2 separate regions of the Homo sapiens genome follow, and region 2 is linked to region 1. A link is a loop called in an ENCODE intact Hi-C map of the cell type or tissue named here. Cell type or tissue: GM12878. All regions are shown on one strand. Links, peaks and the distances in the headings refer to the core of each region. The heading gives the core; the rest is flanking DNA. Region 1 overlaps PYGB (glycogen phosphorylase B). Region 2 overlaps ENTPD6 (ectonucleoside triphosphate diphosphohydrolase 6).

Evidence for each region. A loop is a pair of places that touch in the nucleus more often than their neighbours do. Peaks named below come from ENCODE experiments on the same cell type or tissue, not always from the same donor. Only the 100,000 strongest peaks of a DNase experiment are listed, where the experiment ranks them.
Region 2: it touches region 1 in a loop (4-fold over the local background); 7 of 110 quality-filtered maps call a loop at or near these places.

What each region holds. Positions count from the first base shown.
Region 1 is chr20:25,259,698-25,269,756 of GRCh38, forward strand. PYGB (glycogen phosphorylase B) reads left to right here. Exons shown (of 20, transcript NM_002862.4): 3 at 9,432-9,510. Among named protein-coding and RNA genes, the nearest start is that of PYGB, 17 kb to the left of the region's middle. In GM12878, for the core only: no CTCF peak of the experiment used is centred there; no DNase peak of the experiment used is centred there.
Region 2 is chr20:25,201,487-25,209,787 of GRCh38, forward strand. It overlaps ENTPD6 (ectonucleoside triphosphate diphosphohydrolase 6), which reads left to right. Exons shown (of 15, transcript NM_001247.5): 2 at 5,036-5,104; 3 at 5,590-5,911. The coding sequence starts at 5,051. Among named protein-coding and RNA genes, the nearest start is that of ENTPD6, 9.9 kb to the left of the region's middle. In GM12878, for the core only: no CTCF peak of the experiment used is centred there; a DNase peak (open chromatin) is centred at 2,733; H3K27ac peaks cover 715 bases.

The sequences.
Region 1 (10,059 bases), core at 2,914-7,913:
TTCCCTCCCTCCACCCCTGAGATGACCTCCGGAGCTCACCCTAGTTGTCTAGTTGTAAAAGCACTATTTCTCCCCTAAAAACAAAACCTGCCTTTTCTTGAGAGTTCTTCATTAGCACTTGTTCACTTTGAACTTAATCCTTTCACAGTTCCTTTGTGGTTTTAGAGCAGAGCAGCCATTGGCTTTTTGGTCTGTCTTCGCTTCCCTTCCCAGCTGAGTCTCTAGAGTATAACCTTTTACCTGCGCATAGATGGGTGCCTTCATGGTGGGGCCCCTCCACCTCAGCGCCCTGCCACCGCCTTTGCTTTGCTTGGGTTTGGATGTGTGTGGGAGGAGTGGGGGTGTTTTGTTGGGGGCAAATGTCTTGCATGGCTGGGAGGCGGCTCAACATTGCCTGGGGCTCCGTCTCCCCCTGCAGGACCTCATAGCAGTGTCTGTGCTCAACAAAATGCAACAAAAACTTCACTCCGCATGTTCGAAATTAGCTAATGGTGCTAAAGGTTACCCTGGCAGGTGACTTGTCATTTACGTCTGTTTACTGAGTGTTAACATTAGGGCATGTCTGTAAGAAGTACAGAACATGTAATATCTTAGTCTTGTCTTTGGATTTTACCATTATAGAATGCATTTTCTTTTTTGAAACACTTTCTGCAGTTCTTACATATAGTAAAAATTTTAGGGAATAGTTTGCCTCATAAACATGCAATATGTTTCTAATTTTTATTCACAGAAAATGAATGTTAATTATAAAAATTTAGAAATTGCGGGCAAGCATGTATCCTTTTAAACTTTGTATACTTGATGGGAGGTTCCAAGATGGCTGAATAGGAACAGCTCCAGTCTACAGCTCTCAGCGTGAGTGATGCAGAAGATGGGTGATTTCTGCATTTCCAACTGAGGTACTGGGTTCATCTCACTGGGGCTTGTCGGACTGTGGGTGTAGCCCACCGAGCGTGAGAGCATGAGCTAAAGCAGGGCGAGGCATTGCCTCACCCGGGAAGCACAAGGGATCAGGGAATTCCCTTTCCTAGCCAAGGGAAGCTGTGACCAATGGCACCTGGAGAATCAGATCACTCCCACCCTAATATTCCACTTTTCCAACGGTCTTAGCAAACGGCACACGAGGAAATTATATCCCGCACCAGGCTCAGAGGGTCCCACGCCCACGGAGCCTCACTCATTGCTAGCACAACAGTATGAGATTGAACTGCAAGGCGGCAGTGAGGCTTGGGGAGGGGCGTCCGCCATTGCTGAGGCTTGAGTAGGTAAACAGAGCAGCCGGGAAGCTTGAACTGGGTGGAGCCCACCACAGCTCAAGTAGGCCTGCCTGCCTCTGTAGACTCCACCTCTGGGGGCAGGGCATAGCTGAACAAAAGGCAGCAGAAACTTCTGCAGACAAATGTCTCTGTGTGACATCTTTGAAGAGAGTAGTGTTTCTCCCAGTACAGAGTTTGAGATCTGAGAATGGACAGACTGCTTCCACAAGTGGGTCCCTGACCCCCGAGTAGCCTACCTAACTGGGAGGCACCTCCCAGTAGGGGCCGACTGACACCTCACACAGCCGGGTGCCCCTCTGAGACGAAGCTTCCAGAGGAACGATCAGGCAGCAACGTTTGCTGTTCTGCAGTATTCACTGTTCTGCAGCCTCTGCTGGTGATACCCAGGCAAACAGGGTCTGGAGTGGACCTCCAGCAAACTCCAGCAGACCTGCAGCTGAAGGTCCTGACTGTTAGAAGGAAAACTAACAAACAGAAAGGACATCCACACCAAAACCCCGTCTGTACGTCACCATCATCAAAGACCAAAGGTAGATAAAACCACAAAGATGGGGAGAAACCAGAGCAGAAAAGCTGAAAATTCTAAAAATCAGAGTGCCTCTTCTCCTCCAAAGGAACGCAGCTCCTCGCCAGCAATAGAACAAAGCTGGACGGAGGATGACTTTGATGAGTTGAGAGGAGAAGGCTTCAGACGATCAAACTTCTCCGAGCTAAAGGAGGATGATCGAACCCATCACAAAGAAGCTAAAAACCTTGAAAAAAGATTAGACGAATGGCTAACTAGAATAACCAGTGCAGAGAAGTCCTTAAATGACCTGACGGAGCTGAAAACCATGGCACGAGAACTACATGATGCATGCACAAGCTTCAGTAGCCAATTCGATCAACTGGAAAAAAGGGTATCAGTGATTGAAGATCAAATGAATGACATGAAGTGAGAAGAGAAGTTCAGAGAAAACAGAGTAAAAAGAAATGAACAAAGCCTCCAAGAAATATGGGACTATGTGAAGAGACCAATCTACGGCTGATTGATGTATCTGAAAGTGATGGGGAGAATGGCACCAAGTTGGAAAACACTCTTCAGGATATTATCCAGGAGAACTTCCCCAACCTAGCAAGGCAGGCCAACACTCAAATACAGGAAATACAGAAAACGCCACAAAGATACTCCTCGAGAAGAGCAACTCCAAGGCTCATAATTGTCAGATTCACCAAAGTTGAAATGAAGGAGAAAATGTTAAGGGCAACCAGAGAGAAAGGTTGGATTACCCGCAAAGGGAAGCCCATCAGATTAACAGCGGATCTCTTCGCAGAAACTGCAAGCCAGAAGAGAGTGGGGGCCAATGTTCAGCATTCTTAAAGAAAAGAATTTTCAACCCAGAATTTCATATCCAGCCAAACTAAGCTTCATAAGTGAAGGAGAAATAAAATCCTTTACAGACCAGCAAATGCTGAGAGATTTTGTCACCACCAGGCCTGCTCTAAAAGAGCTCCTGAAGGAAGCACTAAACATGGAAAGGAACAGCCGGTACCAGCCACTGCAAAAACATGCCAAATTGTAAAGACCATCAAAGCTAGGAAGAAACTGTATCAGCTACCGGGCAGAATAACCAGCTAACATCATAATGACAGGATCAAATTCACATATAACAATATTAACCTTAAATGTAAATGGGCAAAATGCTCCATTTTGACTTGACTGGATAAAGAGTCAAGACCCATCAGTGTGCTGTATTCAGGAGACCCATCTCACATGCGGAGACACACATAGGCTCAAAATAAAGGGATGGAGGAAGATCTACCAAGCAAATGGAAAACAAAAAAAAGCAGGGGTTGCAATCCTAGTCTCTGATAAAACAGACTTTAAACCAACAAAGATCAAAAGAGACAAAGAAGGCCATTACTTAATGGTAAAGGGATCAATTCAACAAGAAGAGCTAACTATTCTAAATACATATGCACCCAATACAGGAGCACCCAGATTCATAAAGCAAGTCCTTAGAGACCTACAAAGAGACTTAGACTCCCACACAATAATAATGGGAGACTTTAACACCCCACTGTCAACATTAGACAGATCAACGAGACAGAAAGTTAACAAGGATACCCAGGAATTGAACTCAGCTCTGCACCAAGCGGACCTAATAGATATCTACAGAACTCTCCACCCCAAATCAACAAAATATACATTCTTCTCAGCACCACATCGCACTTATTCCAAAATTGACCACATAGTTGGAAGTAAAGCACTCCTCAGCAAATGTAAAAGAACAGAAATTATAACAAACTGTCTCTCAGACCACAGTGCAATCAAACTAGAACTCAGGATTAAGACACTCACTCAAAACCACACAACTACATGGAAACTGAACAACCTGCTCCTGAATAATCACAAAAGAACTAGAGAAGCAAGAGCAAACATTCAAAAGCTAGCAGAAGGCAAGAAATAGTAACTAAGAGCAGAACTGAAGGAGATAGAGACACAAAAAACTCTTAAAAAAATCGAAGACTCCAGGAGCTGGTTTTTTGAAAAGATCAACAAAATTGATAGACCGGTAGCAAGACTAATAAAGAGGAAAAGAGAGAAGAATCAAATAGATGCAATAAAATATGATAAAGGGGATGTCACCACTGATGCCACAGAAATACAAACTACCATCAGAGAATACTATAAACACCTCTATGCAAATAAACTAGAAAATCTAGAGGAAATGGATAAATTCCTGGACACATACACCCTCCCAAGACTAAACCAGGAAGAAGTTGAATTCCTGAATAGACCAATAACAGGCTTTGAAATTGAGGCAATAATTAATAGCCTAGCAACCAAAAAAAGTCCAGGACCAGAGGGATTCACAGCTGAATTCTACCAGAGGTACAAGGAGGAGCTGCTACCATTCCTTCTGAAACTATTCCAATCAATAGAAAAAGAGAGAATCCTCCCTAACTCATTTTATGAGTCCAGCATCATCCTGATACCAAAGCCTGGCAGAGACAACCAAAAAAGAGAATTTTAGACCAATATCCCTGATGAACATTGATGCAAAAATCATAGTAAAATACTGGCAAACCAAATCCAGCAGCACATCAAAAAGCTTATCCACCATGATCAAGTGGGGTTCATCCCTGGGATGCAAGGCTGGTTCAACATATGCAAATCAACAAACGTAATCCATCATATAAACAGAATCAAAGACAAACCATATGATTATCTCAATTGATGCAGAAAAGGCCTTCAACAAAATTCAACAGCACTTCATGCCAAAAACTCTCAATAAACTAGGTATTGATGGAACATATCTCAAAATAATAAGAGCTATTTATGACATACCCACAGCCAATATCATAGTGAATGGGCAAAAACTGCAAGCATCCCCTTTGAAAACTGGCAGAAGACGGATGCCCTCTCTCACTACTCCTATTCAACATAGTGTTGGAAGTTCGGGCCAGGGCATTCAGGCAGGAGAAAGAAATAAAGGGTATTCAGTGAGGAAAAGAGGAAGTCAAATTGTCCCTGTTTGCTGATGACATATTTGTATATTTAGAAAACCCCATCATCTCAGCCCCAAATCTCCTTAAGCTGATAAGCAACTTCAGCAAAGTCTCAGGATACAAAATCAATGTGCAAAAATCACAAGCATTCCTATACACCAATAAACAGACAAACAGAGGGCCAAATCATGAGTGAACTCCCATTCACAATTGCTTCAAAGAGAATAAAATACCTAGGAATCCAACTTACAAGGGATGTGAAGGACCTCTTCAAGGAGAACTACAAACCACTGTTCAGGGAAATAAAGGACGACACAAACAAATGGAAGAACATTCCATGCTCATGGATAGGAAGAATCAATATCTTGAAAATGGTCCTACTGCCCAAGGTAATTTATAGATTCAACGCCATCCCCATCAAGCTACCAATGACTTTCTTCACAGAACTGGAAAAAACTACTTTAAAGTTCATATGGAACCAAAAAAGAGCCCGCATCGCCAAGACAATCCTAAGCCAAAAGAAGAAAGCTGGAGGCATCATGCTACCTGACTTCAAACTATACTACAAGGCTACAGTAACCAAAACAGCATGGTACTGGTACCAAAACAGAGATATAGACCAATGGAACAGAGTAGAGCCCTCAGAAATAATACCACACATCTACAACCATCTGATCTTTGACAAACCTGACAAAAGCAAGCAATGGGGAAAGGAGTCCCTATTTAATAAATGGTGCTGGGAAAACTGGCTAGCCATATGTAGAAAGCTGAGATACCTAGAAATGGAATTGCTGGATCATATGGCAGTTCCATTCTTAATTTTTTTTTTGGAACCACCAAAATGTTTGCCACAGCAGTAGCACCATTTTACATTCCTACCAAAAGGACACAAGAGTTCCAGTTTCTCTACATCCTCACCAATGCTTCTTCTCTGTTTTTTGACAGTAGTCATTCTAAATGGGTGTAAAATGGTATGTTATAGTTTTTATTTGCATGTTCCTGATAACTAATGATGCTGAGCATCTTTTCACGTGCTTGTGGGCCATTTGTATATCTTGTTTGAAGAAAAGCCTATTCAATTCATTTACTCATTTTAAATCAGGTTGTTTGTTTTCTTGTTGTTGAATTTTTTTTTTTTTTTTTTTTGAAATGGAGTCTTGCTCTGTCGCCCAGGCTGGAGGGCAGTGGCGTGATCTCGGCTCACTGCAGGCTTCACCTCCCGGGTTCACACCATTCTCTTACCTCAGTCTCCCGAGTAGCTGGGACTGCAGGCACCTGCCACCACGCCCGGCTAATTTTTTTGTATTTTTAGTAGAGACAGGGTTTCACCATGTTAGCCAGGATGGTCTTGATCTCCTGACCTTGTGATCCACCCGCCTTGGCCTTCCAAAGTGCTGGGATTACAGGCGTGAGCCACCATGCCCGGCCGATTTTTGTTGTTGAATTTTAAGAATTCTCTATTTGTCCTAGATATTAATAGCGTATCAGATATGTGATTTGTGGATATTTTCTCCCATTCTATGGCTTGTCTTTTTACTGTGTTGATAGTATATATTACTCTATATATAAAGATGAGGTTTCACCATGTTGGTCAGGCTGTTCTCAAACTCCTGACCTCAAGTTATCTGCCTGCCTTGGCCTCCCAAAGTGCTGGGATTTCAGGCGTGTGCCACTGCGCCTGGCTGATAGTATCTTTTGATTCACAAAAGTTTTTAATTTTATTAAGTCTAGTTTGTCTATTTTTCCTTTTGTTGCCTGTAAGTTTGGTGTCATATAGATCAATTGATTTTTTTTTTTTTAAAGGAAATAGGTACCAAAACAATTCAGTGGAGAACGATGTCTTTTCAACAAATGGTATTGGGATATTTGGATATCTACATGCAAATAAATGAAATCGAACCCCTACCTCACATTACATACAAAAATTAGCTCAAAATGGCTCAAAGACCTAAATATAAGAGCTAAAAGAATACAACTTTTAGAAAAATATATAGGGATCAATCTTCATGACCTTGGATTAGAATGATTTCTTAGATATGACACCAAAAACCCAAGCAACGAAAGAAAAAATAGATACATTGGACTTCATCAAAATTAAAAACTTTTGTGCATTAAATAAAGACAACCTACAAAATGAGAGAAAATATTTATAAATCCTAAATCTGATAAGAGTCTAGTATCCAGAATATATGTAAAGAACTCTGACAACCACAAAAAGACAACCCAATTGAAAAATGGACAAAAAGACTTGGATGTTTCTCCAAAGATGATATCCACATAGCACAAAAAGATGCTAAATGTGATTAGCTATGAGGGAAATGCAAATCAAAACCACAATGAGACGCCGCTGTATTCCCACAAGAATGGCTATAATCATAAACACAGAGAACAAGTGTTGGTGAGGATATAGAGCAGTTGGTGTGACTGTCAAATCTTGCAGTCACTTTGGAAAATAGTCTGCTAGTTACTAAAAAAGTTAAGCATAGAATTCTCATGTAGCCTAGCAATTCCATTCCACGGTACAGGTCTCAGAGAAATGAAAACATATGTCTACATGAAAAGCTGTATATGAATTTCACAGCAGCATTATTCATAACAGCCAAAAGTGGAAACATCCAAATGTTTATCAATTGATAGGGTAGGTAAACAAAATGTGGGCTAGCCATACAATGGAATAGTACACAGCAGTACAAAGACGGGAAGGGCTGACACATGGCACAACATGGATGAAGCTTGAAAACATGCTTATTGGAAGAAGCCATGAAATATCCAAAATAGGTAGATCCATAGAGATGGAGAGTAGATCAGTGATTGACAGAGGTGGGGGAAATAGGTTATGACTGCTGATGGGCACGGGGCTGCTTTTTGGTATGATGGTTTGGAATTAGTGGTGATGGTTGCACAACTCTGTGAACATACACTTCTAAAAGGCGAATTTTACGGTTAATGAATTATATCTCAATAAAGAGATAAAGGTTATTGGGTGTACTGCAGTGCTCTTTTTCTGTCTTCAGTTCAGAAGCCCACTGCAGCAGAGTTTTGGACTTTGTCAGCTACTTTTTGTGTCATTGTTGTTGTTGTTGAGACAGGGTCTTGCTCTGTCACCCAGGCTGGAGTGCAATGATACGATCACGGCTCACTGTAGCCTCAACCTCCCGGGCTCAAGCCATCCTTCCGCCTCAGCCTCCCGAGTAGCTGGGACTGTAGGCGTGCACCACCGTACCCAGCTAATTTATTTTTTATTTTTAGTAGAGACATCTCATTATGTTGCCCAGGCTGGTCTTGAACTTCTAAGCTCAAACGATCCTCCCACCTTGGCCTCCTAAAGTGTTGGGATGACAGGCTTGAGCCACCGCACCCAGCCTTTTTATGTCTTTCTCGAATGCTCACAAAATCAAGGTGACATTTGCCCTCCTAGGTAGGAAGAGTGTGCTGTAGGCACTCAATTTAAAAACAGGAAGGAACTAAACATCTTTGATTATGTTGACTCGTAGCCTATCTTTAGAAAAATATGTAGAGATTTTTTAAAAATTTAATGGATTTTTGAATTTAATAGATTTTTTATGAACAAGAGGTTTTATGGTTGGTTAAGTTTAGACCATAAACTTAGAAGTTTTCTGGTCGGTTATGTTGTAGTTAAACTTATTTCTTAACTTTGAGCCAGTAATGCATTATTGAGTAAATCCTAGCACCCGCCCCCCCCCCATATCCAAAATATTGTTGGTGGAATGTACCCTTTGAAATTGCTTTACGAATTAAGTTCAAGTCACAGTAATTTGAAATTTTACCCTGAATCAAATTACTGTATGTGTCAATATCATTCAGTTGACTTAGTGTATACTAAATCATTTGTAACTTTGCTGTTGTTATTTAAAACACTACCACTCTTCTCAATGGATATTTTTTTGGTTTCAAAAATGTCCTTTTTTTTTTTAATTAAACTTTGTTGTTTATGTTCATAAACATGTATTGGGTTTATTATTTTTAAATGAATTCATATGTATACTTTAAAAAGGTCTGCATTTTAATTTGTAATTTGATAAATATCAATATATGTAATTCAAATCAACAAAAGCTCTTTGGATCCTTCTGAGACCAAAAAGTTTAAAGTCTACCAGTCCAGGTAATGTGAGCAATTTGTCAAGTTCGTGCACTAAAGCCAGATTAATGGAATATTTATCCATATGCCATAATGAGAGTACTGAGTTTGGCTTCTGGAATGGCTTTAAGTGTCAATCGTGATTTTATTGCTTTTTCTCTAATTTTTAGCATAACGTATCTGTTTCACAACATTGTTTGAATACAATTGGAATCACCACAGGAAAAGTGCTTTTAGGTTTTAGTTTAAAAATATGTCACGTAAATATCGCCCATGTGAAATTAGAGAATGACAGAACCATTAGTTTCATTTTTAGGATACATGTTATAATTTGTTCACTGTTAATAGGTTAACTACCTGGCAATAAATGTTTTTGAAATATTTGGAAACTTTCATTTCCATGCATTGATTTAACATCAAATTTTAACATTGAATTTTCAAGTCTAACAGAACCCAGACTCTAACTTTTAGCATAAGCTCACAAGACTTACACATCTTTCAGCCTGTCATTCAAGGGAAAATATTGAGTAACATTAAAATGCTGCCTGTGTTTTTGTTTGCAGTTGGGGTTAGACTTGGAGGAACTCGAGGAGATAGAAGAAGATGCTGGCCTTGGGAATGGAGGCCTGGGGAGGCTGGCAGGTAAGTTGCCCCATCCAGGAGGAGCTCTCTCGGACCCGTTGGCTTGGTTGGAGGCCACGTGGTGAGGCCAGGGTCAGGTAAATTGGCCTCAGGGTAAATTGGCTTTGAGTGGATGGGCCAGTGTGTTCTTCAGATTGAAATCTTGCCACTAGTGGGGGGAAAGGGGGAAAATGTATGTTTTCTTTCACACAAGGGACGTGTCATCATTATCACGAAGACCAATCTTGCCAGCATGGAGTAAGCTGGTGCTGGGAGGGGCTCCCGATATGCTGACCACTTTCCAGGGCACAAGAGCCAGTGATTGGCAGACAGCCCAAAGGATGGAAAGATGATTTCTGAACGTGGCCCTGCTTGCAGCAGGCAGTTTCAACTCTGATACAGTCAGCAGATTGCCTTGAAATAACAGGGCTTTGAGGGTCTTCAGCCCTCTCCACCTCCCGGCCTTTGTGACATGTGATGGGTCACCACTGTCTTCCTGTGAGGTCCCTTTTCATCAAATGCAAAACTGGGCTTCCTACGCTCAAGGGAAGCTCCAGCCTCTTTTGTCCC
Region 2 (8,301 bases), core at 418-5,417, 61 kb before region 1:
AATTGACTATTTTATCATGATATAATGTACTTCTTTGTCTCTTGTGACAGTTTTTGACTTAAAGTCTCTTTTGTCTGATATTGGTACAGCAACCCCTGCTCTCCTTTGGTCACTCTTTGAATTGACTCTTTTCCATTCTTTTACTTTCAGCCCATATGTGTTCTTAGATCAAAAGTGAGCTTCTTGTAGATAGAATATACAGCTGACCTTTGAACAACATGGGTTAGGGATACCAACCCCTCACCTGCAGTTGAAAATCCAAGTGTAACTTCAGTCTAGAATGCAGTGGTGTAATCATGGCTTACTGCAGCCTTGAACTCCAAGGCTCAAGTGATCCTCCCACCTCAGCCTCCCCAAGGAGCTTGGGACTACAGGCGCACACCACCATGTCCAGCTAATTTTTTTATTTTTTGTAGAGACAGTGTCTCCCTATGCTGCCCAGGCTGGTCTCAAACTCCTGGGCTCAAGATATCCTCTCGCCTCCGCCTCCCAAACTAGTAGCCTACTGTTGAAGAAGCCTTACTGATAACATAAATAGTTGATTAACACATAGTTTGTATGTTATATTACTATAAGGTAAGCTAATGAACAGAAAATGTTATTATAATAAGAAATCATAAGAAAGAGAAAATGTATTTGCTATTTATTAAGTGGAAGTGGATTATCATAAAGGTCTTCATCTTCATTGTCTTCATGTTGAGTAAGCTAAGGAGGAGGTGAAAGAGGAAAGGTTGATCTTGCTGTCTCAGAGGTGGCAGGAGTGGAAGAAAATCTGGATATAAGTAGACCTGTGCAGTTCAAACCCATGTTGTTTGAGGGTCAGCTGTAGTCAGGTCTTGTTTTTTAATCTATTCTGTCAATCTGTGTCTCTTGATTAAGGAGTTAATCCATTTATATTTAAAGTAATTACTCATAGGGAAGGACTTGTTTTTGATGTTTTGTTATTTATATATATTTTATAGCTTTTTTTGTCCTTCATTACTACCTTATTTTGTATTTAGTTGATTATTTGTAGTTTCCGTTTTTGATTCCCTTCTCAGTTCCTTTTGTGTATATGCTACAGACATTTCCATTGTGGTTACAACCATAGGGATTACATACATAACAGCCTGAAGTTATAGCAATCTATTTTAAATTGATATCAACTTAATTTCAGTCAGACACAGTAACCTCTCCTTTACAATTCCATCTACCCCCACTTTGTTATTGATGTCACAGATTACATCTATATATATTGGGTATGTACCCATTAACATAAACCTGTAATTATTTTTATGCATATATCTTTTAAATCCTGAAGAAAATATTAAGTAGTGTTGCAGACCAATTGTACACTAATACTAGTTTCTATATTTGTCCCTCCATTTGCCTTTGCTGGAAATGTTTGTATTTTCTTACAGCTTTTAGCTGCTGTCTAGTGCCCTTTTGTTTTAACTTTCAGGACTCCCTTTAGTAGTCTGGTAGGGCAGATCTAGTGGCAATGAACACGCACATCTTTTATTAATCTGGAAGTGTCTTAATTTCTCCCTCATTTGTGAAGGACAGTTTTGCTGAATGTAGAATTCTCTGTTGACAGATTTTTTTGTTTGTTTGTTTTAGCAGTTTGGGGGTATCTTCCCACTGCCTCTGGCCTCTGAGGTTTCTGCTAAGACATTGGCTAACAGTGTTATTGAGGATTCTTTGTACATCATGAGCCATTCTTTTGCTGCTTTCAATATTCTGCCTTTGTCTTTACACAGTTTGATTATATTGTGTCTTCATGTTGGTCTCTTTGGGTTTATCTTACGTGGGGTTTACTGAGCTTCTTGGATGTTTATATTCATGTCTTTAGTCAAATTTGGGAGGTTTTTAGCTATTCTTTCTTCACATAATTTCTCTGCCCCATTCTCTCTTCTCTTTCTTAGATTTCCATAATGTGCATGGTGCACGTGAGGGAGGCCCCTAAGTCCCTGAGGCTCTGCTCACTTTCCTCATTCTTTTTGTTCCTCTGACTTGATATTTTCAAATGTGCTATGTTGAAGTTTGCTGATTCTTCTACCGACTCAAATCCCTCTGGTCAGAGTTTTCAGTTCAGTTTTGTATTTCTCAGCTCCACAATTTCTGTTTGATTCCTTTTTATAATTTCTCATTTTGTTGTCATATGTTATTTTCTTGATTTCTTTTCATTCTTTATCTGTTTTCCTTCAGCTCTTTTAGCATATTTAAGACAGTCATTTTTAGTCTTGGTCAAGTACATCCAGTGCCTGCATTTCTTCAGGGATGGGTTCTGCCACTTCATTTTCTTCCTCTGAATGAGCTGTGTTTTCCTGTTTCTTTGTATGCCGTGTGATTTTTTTGCTGAACATTGGGCATTTGAAAAACAGCTCCTTGTCCCAGTCTTTGAAGACTAACTCTGTATTGGGAATGGCCCCCACCAAATAGCAGGATCTGCCTAAGTGTGGGGATCAGCTCTGGATGAAGGCCAAAGTTTCCTCTGGTTTCTTCTGAGGATGCATCTTCCCTGGGCCTGTGTATGTGTTTTTTTCAATTTCCCCATATTCGTGGCTGTTTCAAAATCTCTTACTTTCATTATGAATACTTTCAAGCTTCCCTTTGGAATATACCAAGAAATGCATTTGGAGTAACCTTTGTTTTTCTATCATTGTAAATTTAGATTCTGGAATTGGGGTTTGGTGGTGTGATGTGTTGCTCACATGTGGCCAGAACTCCTGCTCCTAAAAGGACTTTGAGATCAAGGAACACATATTTAATCTCCCCTTTATGCCTTGGTTTTAGTTCCTCTTTCCAAGTTGAATAACCAATTTTTCATTGCTGTTTGGTTTAAGTTGGTGCTTTGAAGCTTAATCTCAGTACCCTTAACTCTGAATTATCGAATTTTGATAAAAATGTGTGCCCTTATTTTTTGGTAAGAGAAAGCAGGTCTTAATGTCTGCCGGAACACAATTTATTTGCCTTGTTGGCTCCATTAAACTTTTACAAAGCTTTATATATATATATATATATCTTACTTTCTCAAAGTCTCCCCCAGTCCCTCCTTGGGCCTCAGATGTTCTACTGTATTTCTCACCTGTCATTCTTGCCCCAGGTATGCGTGGGGCTATAGTCATCCTACAGCTTTGCCTAGCAGTGCCCATAACCATTTCCCTGACTTCCTATCTGGGCTCTGAGCTCAGAGTCAGGTGAAACAGAGATCTGTTCCTCAGGCAGCCCAAGACAGATTAGGATGTTGCAGAAAGGTCCGCTCTGCTCCCTCCAGTTCAAGGGAAGGAATTGGGAACCGGGCTGCCGCATTCATCAGGTGGTGCCATGCTGGGGAGGCCTGGGGCAGGGGTGAGTGAAACACCTCAGAGTTCCTGACATCCTGAATGTGGCTGCTTCTGGGCTGGGCATTCTCTTGGTTGCTGTAGATCGTTGCCTGTTTTGCAGAGCTCCTATGCAATATTTTAACCAGTCTCTAGTTGTTTTTAGTGTTTCTCTGTGGGGGAACAAGGGCCTTTGAGCTTCCTCTTTTGCCGTCTTGCTGTGTCCTCTCCCTGTTTATGGATTTTCTACAGGACTCTGTTGTGTGTCTGGTGACGTTATAGAAGGTGCGGGGGTAGAGGAGCAGCCTCTTCCATTCTAGAGAAGGGCTTGGATGCCATGCTGGGCAGCAGCAGCACAAGACAAGCTGAGTCCCTGCCCTGGGGGCTCATGGCCTAGTGGGGAGACACAGACCTACAGGAATCAGGTCTATGAATACTGGTTTCATCACTGCTGGTGGTGGGTAAAGGGAGCTCAGAGAGTGCGTGATGGGGCATGTGCAGGTTGGGGGCATCCGGGAAGGGGGTGGCAGTGACATTTCAGTGGAGGTTTCAGAATGAAGACACGGTGCCAGTGTGGTGGGACAAGTATTCTGGGAATGCGTATCAGTCTGTGCCAGGGGCCTGAGGCAGGGAGAGGCTGAGTTCTAGGGGCAGAAGAAGGCACTGTTCTCAGAGCACTGTGGGCAAGGACGAAAGAGGAGTGCGATGAAGCCACAGGGGCCAGCAGGGACAGGGGCCGGCAGGGACAGGCCCAGGCAGAGGCTGCAACATGATCCTGAGAGCTGTGGGAAGCCCCCGAGTGTGGTGGGACCCAGGCCCAGAATAGGGCTGGGGAGGGGCTGCACGTTGGCACCTGCCAGGAGAGGCTTTTTGCAGCCCTGCCCGTGGCAGATGCTCAGGGAAGGGTGGTTTTTCCTGTCTCCTGCTCCAGTGTGGGTGGCCAGGCCACTGGTGAGGCCTCTCCCCTCGGCACGGGGCACTGTGGCAGTGCTTGTCTTACCTCTCTGGGCCTGAGGATATCCAGCTGTGGCCACAGGCGGGACCTCAGGAAGGAGGGGCCAGGAATGGCCTGCTCCCCGTGCTTTGCCCCGCGGGCCCTGTCCTTCCGTTCTGCTGTGCCCAAACAGCCTCAGGTAGCGCAGGTCGCTGCGGGCTTGCTCCTTTGACTGCTACTGCCCCCTCCTCAGCAGTGCAGCCATGCTGTCCTTGGTTCCACAGAGATGTCACCTCCTGCTGCCCTTCTGTAAAGCCCGCATGTGGCACGTGCTTTCCCTGCAGCCTGTTCTGAGCACATTGAATCCCCACAGTCACGAGGGGCTCTCCAATGAGCAGCCCCACCTTGCAGATGAAACTGGCCCCCTTGAGGGGCATGTTGCCCACTGTCACACGTAGCTGCGGGCAGAGCCGGTGCCACTTCCAGCCCGGCATCCTCCTGATCCCTGCTCCCCTAGGAGTGGCCACTCACCAGGACCGACTGAGAGAGTGAGGGAGGGACAGGCTGATGGACGTTCCCCAAGGTTGGGGGCCCTAGAGTCGGCCCACACTTCTTGTCCTTTGAAGCCTCAGGTTCCCACATGCTGCCTCGCACTGGAGCAGCCAATGAAACTTGAACAAATGCTTTCATTTTGGGTATATCGAACCAAAAACAATGGCACCCAGTGAATTTATTTTGCTACTCTAGTAGAATTTTTGTAGGCTTTGGAAGTACACAGACATTATTTTCTCCTTGGCAGGAATGGGCTATGTGAATGAAAAAAGGTATCCGTTATGAAACTTCCAGAAAAACGAGCTACATTTTTCAGGTTTGTCTGGGGCTCTCAGTAGTTGCCCAAGGGACGGAGTTTAAACCTTTCGAAAAGTAAATTGCCTGAATAGAAGTATAACTGAGGATTGAAAGACTGAATCAGATACGCGCTTCTGTTCCCATGAACAGTTTGGGAACACCATTTACATGTGGCTTCTTTTACATAAATCGCCATGTGTCCCAAGCTGGTGGGACCCTCCCTTAGAGGAGCCAGCCACTGTGGTCTGTGCACCAGGTCAGCAGCTGCAATGTGTGCGACCTTGAGCAGGCTGTCCTGCCTTTATAAACCTCAGTTCCTCTTCTGTAGGATGGGGATCACACCTTCTGGAATAATTATGAGGCTCAAATGAAGCTTCTGATTCCTGGGGGGAACACGGAGCAGTTTCAGGTTGAACATTTTGTCCCTGGGCCTGGGGACGTCTGACTCTCCTTGGATCCTAGCACCCTAACGTGCTTTTCCTGCCTCTCCCCCCTTCCCACCAGCAGCCGCAGCACGGTCCTTGGCAAACAAGGATGAGAAAAATATCCAACCACGGGAGCCTGCGGGTGGCGAAGGTGGCATACCCCCTGGGGCTGTGTGTGGGCGTGTTCATCTATGTTGCCTACATCAAGTGGCACCGGGCCACCGCCACCCAGGCCTTCTTCAGCATCACCAGGGCAGCCCCGGGGGCCCGGTGGGGTCAGCAGGCCCACAGCCCCCTGGGGACAGCTGCAGACGGGCACGAGGTCTTCTACGGGATCATGTTTGATGCAGGAAGCACTGGCACCCGAGTACACGTCTTCCAGTTCACCCGGCCCCCCAGAGGTACCCGCCTCTCATGGCAGGGCTCTCGGGATCTCCTCCCCTGTGCTACAGTGTTGGCCGGGTCCCCTGCCACAGACTCACCTGGGAGCTTGTCTAAATGCAGTTTCCCAGAGATGCTGACGCTGGTATGGGCTGGGGTCCAAGCATCTGAATTTCCCGGGAGTCCCAGATCACTCTTACACTAGTGAGTGGTGACCATGCTGAAGGGCAGCTGAGACCTTGAGGTGTTTGGTGGCCTGTCCCCTCCCCACATTCACCAGCAGGTCAGGTGGCTAGGACCATGATTTAGGCCAGTGGTTGTGTTTGGGGCTTTGTGGGGAGTTCAGGCAGGAAGTATCCCCAGATTCAGTCCCATGGGAGCCAGAAAATCAGGAAAGTCAGATAAATAATAAAGGCTCCTGGGCTTGACCGGGAGCTGCCAGGTGGGCCAAGATGGCCAGGGGCAACAGCCGAGAGGGGTCTCAGCTGGATAAGGGAGCTGGAGCCTGGGCTTCGTTGGCTATGCTTCTAGGGTGGGCCTCAGGCCGGGGTGGGCGGCTTCTCTTGAGGGGTCCCCCTCGCCACCCGGTTCCTCTGCTCTCCAACCACCCTCTTCCCTTGGTTCCCTGATGCCCCTCTCGTGCCCGTGACCCTGAGGTTCGCCCTCCATGTCTCTCTAGCTGTAGCCAGTGAGAGTTTGCAGCCCCTGTCAGGCAGGTCCCCTGGGTGTCCCATGCTCTTCTTGGCTGACCTGGAACCTGTGGGGTAGACACCATCCTGGCATTGCACGGTTCTGCTGGTGCTGGACATTTCTAGCTGCTGTCTCCAAAGCTGAGTGGTGTATTTTATTTACTTTTGACTCCATCTGCGTTATTTTTTAACTTATTACAGTAGTGAAATATTTAGATGCCATATCTGCTTATCTCTAAAAGTGGCTTCGAAGCCTGTAATCCCAGCTATGTGGGAGGCTAAGGCAGGAGAATCGCTTGAACCTGGTAGGCGGAGTTTGCAGTGAGCCAAGATCACACCATTGCACTGCAGCCTGGGCAACAAGAGTGAAACTTGATCTCAAAAAATTTTTTTTTAAGTGGAACTTTTTAAAAATTAATAATTAAAAAGTAAAGCTTCTTCAAAGCTAAGTGTGCAACAGACATCAGCCTGCGATGCTTTTGGAGCCATGTCCCAGGGTTTTCTCTTTGGAGAGAAAAGACTTTGCAAAAAGTTTTGTCCCTGATTTTTTCTGGTCCAGTCTTCGCGTCTGAATTTAGTATGCCTCCTTATTGTAAGCACAAGTTCATACCACTCCTAATAATTTAAAACACTCCATTTTTTAAAATGAAGAAAATACCCTAATCTTGAGAACCCTTTAATAAATTCATTTCAGAATCAAGGAAATGGTGTTCCTATTTTCAGTTTGGAGTCACTTATCCTATTCCGCTGTTTATTGAATTGGCAAGAATTAACTATGTTAAAATTTAACACTGATGCAGTTGTTTTGTGTGTAAATTATCTTCAGTAAAGTTGGATTTTTATTTTTTATTTTATTTTTATTTTTTTTGAGACGGAGTCTCGCTCTGCTGCCCAGGCTGGAGTACAGTGGTGCGATCTTGGCTCACTGCAACCTCCGCCTCCTGGGTTCAAGCGATTCTCCTGCCTCAGCCTCCTGAGTAGCTGGGACTACAGATGCCCATCACCACACCTGGCTACTTTTTTTTTCTTTTTTATTTATTTTTATTTAATTTTTTTTTTTTGAGATGGAGTCTCGCTCTGTCGCCCAGGCTGGAGTGCAGTGGTGCAATCTCCGCTCACTGCAAGCTCCGCCCCCCGGGTTCATGCCATTCTCCTGCCTCAGCCTCCCGAGTAGCTGGGACTACAGGCGCCCGCCACCACGCCCAGCTAGTTTTTTTGTATTTTTAGTAGAGATGGGGTTTCACCATATTCGCCAGGATGGTCTCGAACTCCTGACCTCGTGATCTGCTCACCTTGGCCTCCCAAAGTGCTGGGATTACAGGCGTGAGCCACCGTGCCTGGCCGTAAAGTTGGATTCTTAAAAGGTAAAATGCAGGGCACATAGCTTGCACCTGTAGTCCCAGCTACTCAGGAGGCTGAGATGGGAGGATTGCTTGAGCCCAAAAGTTCAAGACCAGCCTGGGCAACATAGCAAGAGCCCTTCTCTTTAAAAAAAAATAATTATAATAAATATAATCTTTAAAAAATAATTATAATAAATAATAATTTTAAAAAAATAATTAATTAAGAAGTAATGTTCTGGCCAAGACATTAGGTATTATACTCATCTTGTTCTGATGAACAAAGAGTCAGAATTTAGACAAGGAATAGCTGAAGGGCCCCTGCCACTTGGGGATTGGTCTGTGTTAGTGTCTGTCTTTAAAAAGTGTGGCTAGTCATGA